Linked DNA regions of Homo sapiens: region 1 is linked to region 2. Evidence: read pairs that join two places in POLR2A ChIA-PET (ENCODE). Cell type or tissue: PC-9. All regions are shown on one strand.

Region 1 (2,500 bases), 91 kb before region 2:
AGTCCCCAGGGTTTATGAACTTCATATCCTATTTTTCTTTATGACATCTGTTGTTTCATATTATAAAACCAATATATGCCCACTGCAAATATTTTAGAAAACAGAGAAAAGCAAAAAAGAAGAAAAAATTACCCACAATCTTACCATCCAGCTATAACAACACCCAGCATTAGGATATAGGTTTGAAAATCTGAATTTTCCCCCAAAATGCATTACAATATCCTTTCCTGTCATTGAAATTTATTCAACAACCTTAATAGTATCCTCATTAATATACCAAAATATTAAATCATCCCTTGTTTTTGATTATTTAAGTTGCTATTTTCTATTGTTGAAAGCAAATTTTTTTAACAGAAAAGGAGGGAGAGGCACAAAGCCCTCAAGGAATGTAATAGAAAGCCATGGAAGCAATAAATAGGTGGACCCAGAAATGGGAGATGAAGCTTCCAAAGATAAGATACTTCAACTTTACAGTTTGGTTTAAGGACAGCTCCTATTTTTAAAACAGCCCCACTAGGGACTTTTGATGGTGAACTTCCCAGATGCCCGTGACGTCAGGAGGTGAAGCAGGTGCTGCAGTGGGTGGGGCTGGCAGCTGGTGTGCTGCTCACCGAGAAGGGAGGAGGGAGGAGCCACGGAGAAGCCTGGAGAAGGAGTAACACAAGAAAGAGACTGCGCCGTGACCCTGTGGGGAGGCATTTATGCTTTAAACCCCCATAGGGAGTATTCAGAGGGCAGAACCTCAGAAGTAGCTGTGTGGGTGTCGAGGAGGTAGAGCGTTCCTTGCTCCTTACAGACCTCACTCCCCTTTTGCATCCAGGGGCCAATGCTCCTGCCATCAGCCTTGCTCTCTCCTTTTCACTTCTCTTATGGGCTCAGGTGGTTAAAGATGCTTATGATTTTGGCCTGGTGAAAAATCCCTAAGGCAGGAAAGCACATGAAAGGAATTAGGCTATCTTGGAAAAAGGAAGAAAATAAAAACATGTTAATATTTTCTTTAGGCTGGGCGCGTTGGCTCACGCCTGTAATCCCAGCACCTTGGGAGGCCGAGGCAGGCAGATCACCTGAGGTGAGGAGTTTGAGACCAGCCTGGCCAACATTGTGAAACACTGTCTCTACTAAAAATACAAAAATTAGCTGGGTGTGTTGGCACATGCCTGTAATCCCAGCTACTCAAATTTTTTTTAATTAAAAAATAATCAAAAGATTTTAAAATTTAAAAATGCAATGATTTTTTTTTACCAGTGTATGAATAGATCTGTAGGATAAATTCCTAGAAGTGGAATTACTGGGTCCAAAAGCATGTGCATTTGTAATTCTGATGGGTCTTGCCAAATTGCCTTTCGTAGAGGTTGAGCCAGTTATACCCTTTCCAGCAATACATGAATGTTTTTTCCCCACATCCTTGCCAACACAAGCATTTTATCAGACTTCTTGATCTTTGCCCAACTGATAAGTGAAACATAGTATGTTTGTGTACTTTCATTTTACTTTTTGGCTTTTATTATGGAAAATTACAAACTGGTAAAAAAGTAGAGACAAAAGTATAATAGGGTCATTACATTATCACCTAAATTTAACAATTGTTGATATTTTGTTATATTTGCTGATCTATGTTGGGGGTTGAAGCATTGTTAAAGTAAATTAAAGATCATCATACTTTCCCCCTAATTACTCTAGTATGTATCTCTGAAAAACATGAACATTTTCCACCTAACCATGATACCATTATTACACCTAATAAAATTAACAGTAATTCCCTAAAAATATAACCTAATATACACTTGATATTCAGATTTTCCAAGTTGTCTTAAAAATGTCTTTATGATTAGTTTGTTCAAACAAATTAAGGACCATTATTAGATTGTGTGTTTGCATGTGCGTGTGTGCATGCACGTGGGCTTTTAATTTGGACTTCTATTATGAGTGACTTGTACAATTTTTTATACATTTAAGAGATGCTTATAATTTTTTCTGTTAACTCTTTGTTCACATTACTGGTCTTTTTCCTTGTTAATATGTAGGTGCTTTTTGTATATTAAGTAAATTAGCCCTTTATAATGTATGTTAGATATATTTTTGCTCATTTGTTTGACTTTGCTTATGGTGTTTTATCCAATATAAACTTTTTTTTTTCGAGGTGGGTCTCAATCTTTCACCCAGGCTGGAGTGCGGTGGCACAATCATAGCTCACGACAGCCTCAAACTGAGCTCAAGTGATCCTCCTACCTCAGCCTCCTGAATAGCTAGGATTACAGGTGCATGCCACCACACCCCTCTAATTTTTAAATTTTTTTGTAGAGATGCAACCTTGTTATATTGCCAGGCTAGTCTCAAACTCCTGGCCTCAAGTGATCCTCCTACCTTGGCCTCCCAAAGCTCTGGGATTATAGGTGTGAGCCACAATGCCTGGTCCAACACAAACATTATTTTAATGTAGTTGAACTTTCAATTTTTTATTTTATAGCTTTTGGATTTTGTGTCATATTTTGAAAGCCCT
Region 2 (2,500 bases):
AGGGGCTCTCCTGGGGGAGGGGAGGACCCCCTCCTAGGGGACCCTTGCCCCCTTTCCCAGCAGTTTCCTCACTCTGACCCCTCCCATCCCTCCTGGAGATTCAGCAGCCCTGAGCACCGTAATAAAGCGCGAGAGAAGGCTCCCCGGGGAGTGACTTTGTGTGCATGTGAGCAACGTGACTGCCTGCAGAGGCTGTGCCAACAGTGTGACCAAGGTTTCTGGGCCACCCAAACCCAGCCCAGCTGGTTCAAATTCATTTTCCCTCAGGAATGCATTTTCCCACCACCTAAGAGCAGCAGGGCCCATGTAGTCTGGCTGGGTCCCTTGCAGCAGGACCACAGCTGCCAGGAAGGAAAAGGATTGTGTTGCCAGGGGAGCCCTCCCACATGGACTCCAGGAGAAAGCCTGGGCCTGCAACTGAAGTCCAGAAAGTTCCCTCGGCCTGACCTTGGAAGGAAAGGAAAGCCAGGCACCTAGCTCAGAGGGAGGGCTGTTCATCTACACCCCCCTGTCCCCACCTACCCAACATGTGCCCATGTTGTCTCCCAAACCTGGAATGTGTCCCCAGACCCTCTGCCTATACACATTTAGCAATCATCTCCTTCAGAGAAAGGCCTCCTCAACCATTTCCCAACATACACACTAGTGTAAGCTGAATAATGCCCCCACCCAAGGATATCTACAGCCTGACCCTCAACCTATGAATGTCACCTTATATGGCAAAAGGGACACATAGAAGGCAGATGTGATCAAATCAAGGATTTTAAGATGGAAGATTATCCTGGATTAGCCCGGTGGGCCTGATGTGATCATAAGGCTCCTCGTAAGAGGAATCCGGCAGGAGTCAGAGTCAGACAGAAGTTTGACAATAAAAGCAGAGGGACAGAGAGAAGGGAACTGGAAGATGCTACACTGCTGGCTTTGAAGATGGAGGAAGGGGCCACAAGCCAAGGATACAGGCAGCCTGGGAAGCTAGGAAGAGCAAGGAAACAAATTCTGCCCTGGATCCTGCAGAAGGAACCCAGCCATGCAAACCCAGTCTGACTTCTTACCTCCAGAACTTTAAGACAACAAATGTGTGTTGATTTAAGCCACTAAGATTGCAGAATTTGTTACAGTGGCAATAGGGAAGTAATATACTCCTCTGAACTCGAAACACCCTATCACTTAAAGCATTGGTCTTGGGGCTTGATATGTACATGCATCTCTTCTGGACAATACAGTAAAACCCAGTGGGCTGGGCCTTCTTTCCCATACCTTCCCTTCAGCCCCAGAGAGCAAGGCACATTAGGTGTTCAATAAATGCCTGCTGGAAGGACTCTGAGATGGCGCCGGGATGAGCTCACCACTCACACAGTCAAGAGAAAGGTAAACAGTGGGTGAGGTCAAGACCAAAGCCAGTTCCTCCTAGCCTAATGAGTCTCCACATTAGTCACTGCCAGCAAGTTTCCGATCAACCAAGAAGCGCCAGGATTGATGACTGCTCATTCACCCCGGTAGTCCCATCCTACTTGGCCCCAGACAGGGAGCTAGAGCACGGCATAGCTGCCCCGCTGGGCTACATACTAGGTGACCAGCCACAAGAGACTGGGAGGAAGGGGAAAGTAGCCAAGTTTAGAAAAGGGGCTGTGATGATCTGGTCTCCCTGCAAATGTCCCAGGAAAAGCAATCTGCCAGGAAGTTTCATGTAAACATATGCTAAAGCCAAATGGGGGCAAGTATTGTTTATTATAAATTGCTCTTGTTCACAGCCAGTGTAGAGGTAACTTGGCTGCCAGCACAACTTGTCACTATGCAATGTGCCCCAAAACCGGAAGAGCCAAAGAAAGCCCTAAAAGGTGTTACTAGAAATTACCCCCTGGAAATCACAGACAGATCCAAAGTTCCCAGAGGCCCCACCTCTCTCATCTTGAGGTCAAAAAGGTTCACAGGACCGCTGCTACTTACCAGCAAAGTTCAAGAACCCAGCCCTGCAAATTCGCCATCTTTCCGGCCTCATCCCCATTTCAGGGGCTGCTTGTTTTGAGGCCTCTAGGCTGGAGCGGGGTGGGTGGGTAGGAGGAAGCTGCATTTTACTACTGCCTCAGGTTCAAAGGCACTGGAGAATCTCGGTGGGAACCAAGTGGGTGTGGAGGGGCCCCCACTGGGTCCCTCTGCTTCCTCGGCAGAAAAGAGAATATGCACAGATGCAGTAGAGCCCACAGAGGTCAAATGCAGTAAACTCATCCACAGGCTGTGGAGTCAGGCAGACCCCATTTGACTTCCAGGCCCTCCACTTTTCCTGGCTGTATGTGGCCTTGGGCAAGTCACTTCACCTCACCAAGCATCAAGTTCCTCATGAGGAAAATAGGCACAGTAATACTGCCAACCTGACTGGGTTGTCTCCAAGGTTGAGATGACACAAGTAAGTAACCCGTACATCTGACACACAGTAAGCCCACCGAGAATGGTGGTGGTGGTGATGATGATAACGGATAAATCACTTATTTGTTCTGCAAGC

Evidence for each region. Peaks named below come from ENCODE experiments on the same cell type or tissue, not always from the same donor. Only the 100,000 strongest peaks of a DNase experiment are listed, where the experiment ranks them.
Region 1: POLR2A ChIA-PET joins it to region 2 with 9 read pairs; 2 of 35 experiments call an interaction of 5 or more read pairs at or near these places.

Annotation. Positions count from the first base shown.
Region 1 is chr14:64,810,749-64,813,248 of GRCh38, reverse strand. The region is part of intron 2 of SPTB (spectrin beta, erythrocytic); the gene reads left to right. Among named protein-coding and RNA genes, the nearest start is that of MIR7855, 26 kb to the right of the region's middle. In PC-9, no CTCF peak of the experiment used is centred here; a DNase peak (open chromatin) is centred at 1,398.
Region 2 is chr14:64,719,303-64,721,802 of GRCh38, reverse strand. The region is part of intron 1 of PLEKHG3 (pleckstrin homology and RhoGEF domain containing G3); the gene reads right to left. Among named protein-coding and RNA genes, the nearest start is that of PLEKHG3, 16 kb to the right of the region's middle. In PC-9, no CTCF peak of the experiment used is centred here; a DNase peak (open chromatin) is centred at 1,412; H3K4me3 peaks cover 544 bases; H3K27ac peaks cover 2,131 bases.